Regions from separate parts of the Homo sapiens genome. Here region 1 is linked to region 2. The links are chromatin contacts, found by Hi-C or POLR2A ChIA-PET in ENCODE. All regions are on one chromosome and are shown on one strand. Each heading gives the region's core, a stretch centred on a gene start or an enhancer-like site at or near the end of the contact. The rest is flanking DNA. Distances are from core to core; before and after follow the strand shown. Region 1 overlaps LOC105370504 (a long non-coding RNA gene). Region 2 overlaps LOC105370504 (a long non-coding RNA gene).

The links. Hi-C counts contacts between places; a loop is a spot of excess contacts on that map. ChIA-PET counts read pairs that join two places held with the same protein, here RNA polymerase II (POLR2A). Pooled maps may share reads with other maps.
Region 1: a loop to region 2 is called in a pooled map, with 2.4 times the contacts of the local background. The contact joins two enhancer-like sites. A Hi-C loop is called at or near these places in 1 of 168 maps with a recorded cell type or tissue (PC-3) and 1 of 50 pooled maps. POLR2A ChIA-PET finds 5 or more read pairs at or near these places in 3 of 52 experiments (AG04450, MCF 10A and PC-3).

Annotation. Positions count from the first base shown.
Region 1 is chr14:53,457,305-53,462,742 of GRCh38, reverse strand. All of the region lies in intron 2 of LOC105370504 (a long non-coding RNA gene), which reads right to left. Among named protein-coding and RNA genes, the nearest start is that of DDHD1-DT, 310 kb to the right of the region's middle. RefSeq lists an enhancer at 3,597-4,796. Within about 2 kb of position 4,147, at least 2 of the 41 ENCODE cell types and tissues checked have a DNase peak (open chromatin) inside an H3K27ac peak, as active enhancers do.
Region 2 is chr14:53,536,057-53,541,230 of GRCh38, reverse strand. All of the region lies in intron 2 of LOC105370504 (a long non-coding RNA gene), which reads right to left. Among named protein-coding and RNA genes, the nearest start is that of LINC02331, 310 kb to the left of the region's middle. Within about 2 kb of position 1,575, at least 3 of the 41 ENCODE cell types and tissues checked have a DNase peak (open chromatin) inside an H3K27ac peak, as active enhancers do.

The sequences.
Region 1 (5,438 bases), core at 2,898-5,397, 81 kb after region 2:
TGTAAATTGAGGCATACTGGCTATTTCAATGGAAAAAAAAAACTGTGGACAACCTGTGCTTTTACCTACATTTTGAAATCCACATTCTACAGTGTGAAGATAGAAATAAGAGATCACCAAGAAGAGTATTCAATTTGAGTTTAGATGTGATCAGCTCCTGAAAAGAAAAGATTATCAATGTTTATCTTCTACAGATATCATTTGAGCTTTCAGGGTGGGAGAGAAAGAACCAAGCATGGAAAAACAAGAGTATTTTGTGTGATATAACCTGGTCAAAATGTTAGCCTGTAAGGGTGGGTACAAAGTCCTTTATCACATTTGGAAAAAAAAAAATTCTCCTTCCTCCCTTCGGGAGAACATGGGGTTTAGCATCAGTTTTAAAAGGCCTCTCGCCCTTTCAACATGCATCCGAGCCCCACCCTCGCACAGAGGTAAGATAATGTGCTCTTCAGTAAGAAGTCAAGTATCCCCTGTCTTTTGAAACTGCCTGACGAGAATTAACGGCCTTTGCCATCCTCTTTTAAACAACTTTGGCCAGTATTTATAAGCACCTCGTTTATCTTGAGAGTCTTTCATCTATTATCTGACTGTAAGCGTGTTCATGGCTCATCAGCTGAATTCACTTTGACAGAGAAGTCTTATGACGAGTAGCCAACAGCCTAATGTCAGGTCTGTGAGTATCTCTGGAATTAAGGTGATGGGAAAAGGGTAACCTTCTGCTGCTTCTAACAGCATTTGCTGAACAACAGAAATAGAGCCTTAAATCATCCTCCCTTTAGGAAAGCAGGTCCCCTTTGCTAATATTAGAGCACATTGCAGCTGGGTTCGCACTTAGATCAAAAATACCACTTGAGGCCACCTCTGGATTCAGACTTATATGTGGTAACAGATGTGAACCATGAAATTTCCTGTTATATAGATGAAAGTTACCATCCAAATGGTTTTTACTTGACCACTAACAAGTCCATTTGCAGATATTTTTAACACTAACAAGGGAAAAAAAAAAAAAGACCATCATTCTCTATCTTTATAGTTCAACCACCAGGGCCCCGGAGGTTTATAATTGTTACTTCTCTTCTTCTGAAGAATTAGGAATGGGTTTTTTGATGAAAAAAAAAAAATACCTGGCTGCAAACATAATATGCTTATTTTAAACAGCTCCAGTTTGGTTTATGATAATCTGAAAGTGCATGATGCCTCAAACAAAGATTTCTGTTTATAATAACTTATAAGAATTATATTTCAAAACAGTTTAAAGCTGGCTATACACATTCATAAATATTTTGAGTAGCCAAAGTAAACTTTTGAGAAACCTCGCCACCACAGAATTCAATGTTTGTATTTTCTACGAATAAAACAGGAGCTTTTTGAAAGTAGCATTAATACTAAATTGACAGGGAGGTACCTGTTGCTCTAAATTTATCATCACCCAATCAGCATGGCCTATATCTGCCAAGCTGAGGAGTAAATCAGTTGTGTTTAGCTTCACTAATCACCTGATGATTATTCAGAATTATAAAAACAGAGCTTTTCAGTCCCAAAGGTAAAACTCTATTACGAACAATGGCTTTCAACTGTTCAACACTTAGTCAACAGTTCTCTTCCAGTCCTAAAAGAGTAACTTCATTAAAATGCAAGGAATCAGTGTGAACATACTTGAAATAATACTAATAAAGGAGCAGTTGGTATTGTACAGATAAGTCTGTTTCTATCTTCAAAGTTCTTTCAAAAGAGCTTTAGTCAGGTGTTACAGTAACTGGAATTAAATGGGTATCTATATACTATAGTCCCCCCATACTTGTCTTAATGTAGTTCCATTGACATCCTTTTGTGGGTCACTTGGAAAATAATGTACTCAAATTTCTATAGATAGAAACAACAAAATAAAAAGCCTACCCTTTGTTGAACTGTCACTCCTGTATTCTTAAGAAATCATGAGGTTAATGTACAGGGTGGGTGATAACCTTATGAAGCAGATGATCCAGCAAGAGGCATTTGTTGCTAGATGTATTTAAAAAAAAAAAAGTTTGGCTTTCTCTTTATGAGTTGTTAAGAGTGAAAAGCAAGAGTTTCTGTAAAAGTATTCACAACAGTCATGATTCTTCAGCTACGCCCAAGCCAAAGTAAAATAGCTCATTGGAATATTGTGATGAGCAAACTGAGGTTTTAAGAGTTGCTATTATTTTAGTCTCTGTCTGAAATGAAAGAGGAACCTGTCGGAAAGTGTAGGCTAATTTAGAAATAAGAACCCCTGTAGCCCTCTACCCTCCCATGCCACGAACCCCCTCCTACACAGATTCAGAAACTTCTGCAAACTATCAAAAGACCCTAAATGCCCGTTATAACGGGGTTTACACAAGCTCCCTCCTCACCTCCGTTTCCCTATCCTTTGCGGGAGCTTCCCCCAGGAGCTTTCTTCCACATCTGAATCTGCACCTGAGCCAATTCCAAATCTCAGACTGACTACCATGTCTGTCCACTTGGGTAATGGCCAAAATCAAGTTGACACCTATGAGAAAACTTATGCATGTCTGCATCTCCCCTTGCTCCCTTTCTCTTCCTTCTCTTCTTCAAAAATACCCATAATGTGACTCCTTCACATGGCTTTCCTGACTCTGTCAGTGATACCAACAATCTCCCCACCACCCAGATGATGGTCCTGGGGTTATGTTAGATTCCTCCTTCTCATTCATTCTGTTCATCTGCCTTTCACAGTCTTGTTTATGTTTCATGAAAATGTCTTTCAAATACAAGCTTCCTCTTCATTCCCACCTCCACCATCCTAGGAGAGCATCTATCACATCACACATGGGTTACAGTAGCTGCCAGGCAACATCCCTTATGACAAGTTCTCCTGTGCTCCAAACCTTTGTATAACTTGGCAAAATGCACGCTAAAAACTATTAACACATTGCTATTTTATCATAAGCCTTCAATGGTTACAAGCTGTCCACCTCATCCTTGTGTACTTGTAAAAGCATGAAGACCCTTCCCAGGTCAACTCAAAACTATTTCCTATATAAAGTTAATTACCTTCCTGTAACGCATATCCATTTGTTGTGCATGAAAAGAAAAAGTTAATTCTTTCTTCTACTAGGCAGTCCATCAGATGTTTGAAAACAGCTCTCATGCATCTGCTTAATATTCTTTCCTTCCATTTAATTCCTTCCCTTTCTCTTCAGATGACTTTGTTTTCAGATTCCTCATCATTGTTTAGACTTACTGCCATAGCCCCACCTAAAATATACAACACTCTTGAAATAAATAGGTAATTGTACTTTTTCCCACTTTCAAATTCCTTGGGCCAGGCATGGTGCTCACGCCTGTAATCCCAACACTTTGGGAGGCCAAGGCAGGTGGATCACTTGAGGTCAGAAGTTCGAGACCAGCCTGGCCAACATGGTGAAACCCCATCTCTACTAAAATACAAAAATTAGCAGGGTGTGATGGTGGGCGCCTGTAATCCCAGCTACTTGGGAGACTGAGTCAGGAGAATTGCTTGAACCCAGGAGGCAAAGATGCAGTGAGCCAAGATTGTGCCAGCGCACTTCAACCGGGACAACAGAGCAAGACTCCGTCTCCAAAAAAAAAAAAAATCAAATTCCTCCATGCCTACCCAGAGTAACAGGAAATCCCCCCATACATATTTTTAATGAATCAGTACTAGCCTGAATGTATTTGAAAGTTTAAGCTAATGTAAAAAAAAAATTTTTACATTGTACTTTTATCTTCAGCATGACACATCATTTATATTTAATAAATGTTTAGTCATTGGATAAAGGGGAAAACAAATATAGGCTCTTTGGATATAATATAACTTTGGTGGAAAACCAGGAGAGCTCACTTTACAAAGACATGTATCTTTAGCTCCCTGATATTGTTGAAAACAAAACCAAATTAAACAAAAAAAAACCTGTAGCTACCTTCAGACAAGAGCCTTTAAACATACTTGGCAGGAAACAGTCACTCCACTTTCATTCCTCCAACCCTCACATCAGTGACCTCCCTTGATCTCTGAGATGACAGTTTGCCAAGTTCCATGAAGATGGCATTCACAAATGACCCCATTAGACTTCCTAAAAACCTTAATTGCCCAATTCCTTTCACCCAGGTTTCTGAGGTTCAAGGAATGCTATCCTTCAGTTACTCTCTGGCATAGGTTCCAACTATTGTTATCTAATCCTTTCTGAATCCCTGAGAATGCAAAGAACTGAAGCTGACTTTGATTCTCTACCGAATTACAAAATACTTTACATACTTCTGTCACATAGTCATTCTCCTGTGTTTACTGTTCAACAGTGACATTCACTTTCATGTCTAAACATAGAAGGGAAGCACCATTGCAATAAATATAATCGTAAAGATTCAAAAGCTGATCCCCTTCAAAGGACCATGTTAAATATCTAAGAAAATTAATCACTTCCTGCTGTCCTAACCCCATATTTACACCTTATCTGAATGAACAGTATAGGCTAAGGGGCCAAGTGTCCACTCTGCATATGCATTTGAAAAATACCTTAGCTTTTTCTTGCATATCAAATCGACATTTATTTATTGAGTATCCACTATTTGGATCACACTATCTTGGAGCAAATCTATTGAAAAAAAAAGTAATTTCATTTAAACTTTAGCTTTTCTTTCAGGATATGTTGTGACCTTAAAGAAAAGTATTATGCTGTATACATGTAGATCTACTTTTCTGAAACCAAAACGGGTATATGATGTGGATGGCGAGAGGACGAGTTGCACCAGAAGAAGTAAAAATAGATTAATAAGTTAAAAAAAAAACTCCTATATTTATGTCATTCCAGAATCATATGCTTTAATTTTCTTGTCTAAAATTCTTAACAGCATTATATTGCAATCATTTGAATCAAGTTTCCCAATTCCATAAAAGTTTGCTGTATCAAGTGGAACAATTATGAATACTAATGTTTCCTTTATTTGTTTTCAGTGGCAAATGAAAGCACATGAAGGGCCATGGTGTTACATTATGCTCTCATCCCACCAACACCATCACCCCGCACAGCACACATGCATGCACACCCTCTCTCACAGTATTCAGAAGGTTGAGCACTCTTCTACTAGGAGAAAAACAGGATAAATGGAGGAAGCTTTACTCAGAGGCACACCCAAGAGAGAATAATCACCTTACAGACACATTAAGGGCTTCCAGCACCTCCAAGAGATTGAGACATTATTTTATAATGACAAATATGCAGCTAAATTACTCAAGTGATCTGTGGAATCAATCAATAACTTCATCCCTCAAAACATAGTTTTTGAAACCATATTCTATCACTTGAAGAAAAATTGGGCCAAAAAATTTCCAAGAATATTACATTTCTGAGTTCACAAGAATTATCTTGGAGGGGAGATGGATAAAAATAGGTTAAACTAAAACAGTATCTGTTGAAGAATAGGCTAATGACACTCTT
Region 2 (5,174 bases), core at 326-2,825:
TTGTAGTTAAGTTTTCTAAATGTTTTTGAACCTGCAAATTTATCCTCTTTTCTTTTTTCTTAACATTATAGTTTTAATCTTTAGAATCAGCACTAGAAGAAGGATCATTAAGAAACTTAATGTATGTACACTTAAAGGTAAGGAAATTAAAATCAGATATAAACTGCAGGATGTTCATAACAGAGGAATTGCTTTTGTTTCTAACCCTCCTGGGTCCAGTCTCCAGCCATGAGGTATCATGACATCATCATGTGATGGTAGTCCATGATGTGAGATGGAACAGAGAAGACATTAAGGTGTTACAGTGCATCCTGGCCAACATGGTGAAACCCCATCTCTACTAAAAATACAAAAATTAGCTAGGCATGGTGGTGCACGCCTGTAATCCCAGCTACTCAGGAGACTGAGGCAGGAGAATCACTTGAGCCGGGGAAGCGGAGGCTGAAGTGAACTGAGATGGTGCCACTGCACTCCAGCCTGGGTGACAGAGCAAGACTCCATCTCAAAAATAAAATAAAATAAAAATAAAAAATAAAATTGTTACAGTGGCACAAAGGTTCTCCAGAAGGTAGAAAACTTACTGTTTTTCTTTAAAGCCTTTTTCTGCTTTGTTTTCTTCAGAACTTGACTACAATTAAGATATTTCACACACGTTATGCCTTATTTGGAGAAGTCAAGTCATGCATCCTTTTTTTTTTTTTTTTAACAAACTGCCTGCTCTCTGCACCAACAATATGGATGCTGTTTTCACATATCAAGCCAAAAAAGAAATCAATTTATAGCCTGTTATTCAAATTAGGCCATCTGTGAATTCCTCGTTGTACAGAGAGTTTTTATGGCCAGCTATTCTTAAAAGTTGACAGGTGTTCAAGAAATATGTGTTAATTTTACAAATTGAAATTTTATTTATTAAGAAATTCCATGCACTCAGAAAGAGATGTGACTTGAACAGGCTAGCTTTGTTGAAAATGAGCAATCCAAATCTTTGAGAGATACAAGGACCAACTTTCCAGGCCAAGATGCCCCTTTAAGTAATGAAACAGTAGGATTTATTTTACTACTGAACGGTTAGGGATAGCCAAAATCTTATTCTGGGCCACAAGTCTATGACCTATTTAAAAGCTGAGAGACTTTGTACATTTCTGAGGTTAAACAAAGGGGCCTATGGTTCAAAAAAACGTACAGCAACGAAGCCCAGAGGCAAGGCCTGAGTAGTCGGGAACAGGCTGCAGGAATCCAGCTCTTCCCAACTTTGCTCATCTCTGTTGCTATTTTATTTAGTGAAGTTATCCTTAGTGACTAACTCAGAATCAACAGATCTTATGCAAGTGAATTCCTATCTGGGCTAACAAGAACCAGGGAGGTGGTACAAAAGAACACTGAAATCCTAGAGAAAAGGTCTATGGAAACATCAGCGATCTTTAATTCACTTTTCTCTTCCTCTAAGAACCTGCTTTTGTATTTCCCTTTCTCTCCTTTTCTTATTACTCCCCTTCATCAGTCATTCTTTTCTGTAGTCAGTTGGGTTACCACCCAAACCCACAGTGACACCTGCTGGCCAATTTGCAATGGTGAGCCTGAATCCTGCGAGGTCTTGCTTGGCCCACAGTAAGCAAGAGTCCATTGAGGCAAACACTAAATACTACACAATTCTTTTAGAAACTTAGACAGTGAGAAAAAAATTAAGTGAGCATTGCCAGGGAAGTTCAGGAATGGAGAATTTTGCAGAGAAAGCTGCCTGAACCATTACAAATGTAAAATGTATGTATTATAGGTGTTTTTACCTCATAAAAAATAGCCAAAAATATATCCGGTGCTGTGAGACAATTGTGAAGACTTAAGAAAATAGTTATGGTAATCACTCATGGAATGTCACTTTTTACATTGGTTTTCAGTAACTACACTTATAGTCCAAAAGGTTTTATATTAGCATTAATTTATATTAAGTCCCCCCCAAAAAACGCAGGAGAATATGTTGCACAAACATTTATTTCCTTTAAATATATTGATTAGAGCTCCAACACAAAGGGTTAAAAATTTAGGTTTAAGACTTTTTTTTCTGTTATTTCCCAAGGACTTCCAATTCTTGGTCAAGTTTCTTTACTGAAGAATATTCATATTTTGTTAATCCTAAGTATTTATACATTGGTTATTTTGGCTGGGTACATTTTTGAGGATGTTTGCTTTGTTTCAAGCAAATCCGTTCCTGACTGGAAAGTACAAATTCTAGCAAAAACAAAGACAACAGAAATATTTTTTAACATTAATACATTTTCTTAAAATATTTACACTTTTCATTTGAAGGTTAAATCCTAGGAATAATTCTCCATACACATGTTCATATTTGAAACAGGAGGTTGTCCCCAAGGACTTGTAGCAACAAATGTGTATTGGACAAAAATGTTGGCCTTCTTCATCCTTACTCTGTGTTCTAAAAGCCAAAACTTCATTTTAGCATGACCTTAGAAGAATAGTGATACTTTTAGAATTTCCTGGTATTTGGTGGAAGGAATGTTTTTATTTGACTGCAGATGTCACTTGGTTTACAGGAAGGATTTGGTAATGCATTCATGCCAGTACTGCACTTACCCCAGATTTCTTGCTATGTAGGAAGAACACATGTCAAAGCTCACTGTTTGTTAAATGGAAAAGATTCAGTACACCAGAAGCTTCTATTATAAACATTGTGACTTTGTGCAATTTACAAAATGTTCTATCTCCATTAAACAATAAACCCTTGACCCCAGAGCTCAGTTTTGGGATTCTGCGATTTGAGAAGGTAGACATAATGGATGGCAATAATAAATGAAAAGTTCAAGAGGTTAAGAAAAACTGTTTAATTATTTCTGTACAGCGTGGGCTGCAGAAAGCTTGCATGTCTGCCTTCTTCCTCATAGAAACACTGCATGGAAGAGATCCACCAGGGCAGCCCAGGCAGGGCATAAAAGCAGGTTGCGGTCCCTCAGCTGTGTTTATGAACAAATGATTTCTAGATACCCTTCCATCTCTGAATCTTTGCAGTTCCTGCCAGGGGAGATCCAGTGCCAGTCCCAGCGCTCAGCATCTGTTTTCCAAAGAGCTTGGATTTGTTAGCATGAGAAATTCATTGCTCACAGTTGCTCCCCAGCTGTGGCACTAGTGAGTGTAGCCTCTTTGCCTTATTTATTTGGAGAAAACATGTCCTCTCTTGGAGGTTCTCTTATATAACTAGTCCTGGACACAGGCCGCTGTGCTTTTAATCCCAGGCCCATTAAGCTGCCTTGTTAGTGAAAGAACTCCTCCACATTTGAATTTCACAAGGTTGGGATGTCCACATGAGGGCAGAACTTGGCGATTCCCAAGGCACCAAGCTCTAAACCAGATGTCTAAGAAATAAGGGAAGTCTATTAACTTGGGCCTTAATTGGAGAGATAATCTAGGGACAGGTCTCAGTGGAGCTTTGGAGGCCAGGTGAAAAGCCTTCCCAGAAGGAAATGACCAGAGCAGAGCTGCTAGGAATTCCTCGCAGGGTCCACACTGCATTCAGAGCAGGAGCTATCAAAGAATGCTTTGTAGGTCTAAACCCTGGATCTTAAGGATAGCAGACAAGCATTCTTGTTGTTGCCAGATGAATGTGAATTCTTTAGAGCTTCCTATCTCTCCACCCATCCCAAAAAATGTACAATAAATTGCTATCTGTCTTATTCCATCTAGACTTGCAGAAACCAGATAGGGGCAGCTGCTTAGATGACCCTTGGCTTCTGAACTCTAGAAGAAAAGCATTGTGAAAGCTGGGACATGGGAAAGGAAAAGAACTTGGCTTTGCTTTAATTTAGACACTGAGGATTTTTTCTTTAAAATCTGGGGAAAAAACCGTAGAAATCAAAACTTTAATGAAAGAATTATAGAATTTATTCAGTGTCTTAATATGGAAAACACTGTGACCAGCATTCCCCACAAAAGAGGGGAAACTGCCTTTTTTCCCAATGTTTGGATTACATGACAGGAGGTGGGCAGAACAATGAATAAGAACCAGAGCTTTGAGTGAGAAAGTTCTGGATTCCACTATTACCTAGGTGGGTAATGTTGGGGAAGTTATTTAAATTCTGTAAACTCCAGTTTTCTAATCTGTAAAATAGGGATAATAATAGTTCTGACCTCAGATTGTTGTAAGGATTAAATGACACAGTGCACCTAAGAAGACACAGAACCTAGGATCTGGCACTCTTCAGTCATTGCTGGCAGTGTCTTTTACAATTAAGCCATCAACTGTGACTAGAAAGTCCTCGAATTTAAAGCCAATCTTGACAAGACTCTGTGTGACCTAGAACAATTTTTTTCCCATTCCTTTGGTTCATTGGGATGAATAATAGAGTGGATGAAATGTTCCTTGTTTCCAATCTGTATGAGATTAAAGTAATCATTTCGATGGGAAAAGGCTATGCCCCAGAAACAGGTGCCTTTATTCTATTCTTATTCTGCACTGTACAGACAACCTCCTGACCAAAGAAAAATTGCAAACTCCATGGCCTCAGCACTAACTGAGACATATGGGAGAAGGGGCACGTGAGTAGACACACTGGGTACAGGCCATCTGGTCCCCAAGCAGAGAAAGCCTGGTTGAACCAAACTCAGAAGTAGGCTTGAGCAGAGTTTCTCAACTGCCATGCTCCTCCCATTCTGCACACTGGTATGCCTCAGATGGAGTGAGCCACAGCAGGAAGAAGAGGGGGCTGCCCAGGTGCAAAGCCAATGAGGCATGGACTTCAGGCACAAAACTTAAGAGGGCACCAAAAAACTCAGTAATCAAATAATATTTCAATACCGTACTTCAAAGGAAAATTTAATGTATAAAACCCCAGGTTGAGCAAAATATAATTTTAAATAAAGACAAGATTGTAGGGTTCAGAAGCACTTCAGAAGACACGGGCTGGAACTAACTTGGGGCTGTTGTTGCAACAGAAAAGATCTAAGTCTGACTGAGCTAAATGGGGTGCTAGAAGTCCTCAATGGAAAAGCCCATATATGTCCAAGGTCTGTTTCTGAAGGCCTTGCCCCCAGAAAGCCTTGTTCCCATCATTGCTTTATAGTAGACACATGGAAAGCTCCCCACTCTGTCTGGGAGATAATCTGAGAAGTATGCTCTGTACTTCTCTGGGTTCATTCAAAGAGAATTTTTACTTCCAGGTTCAAAG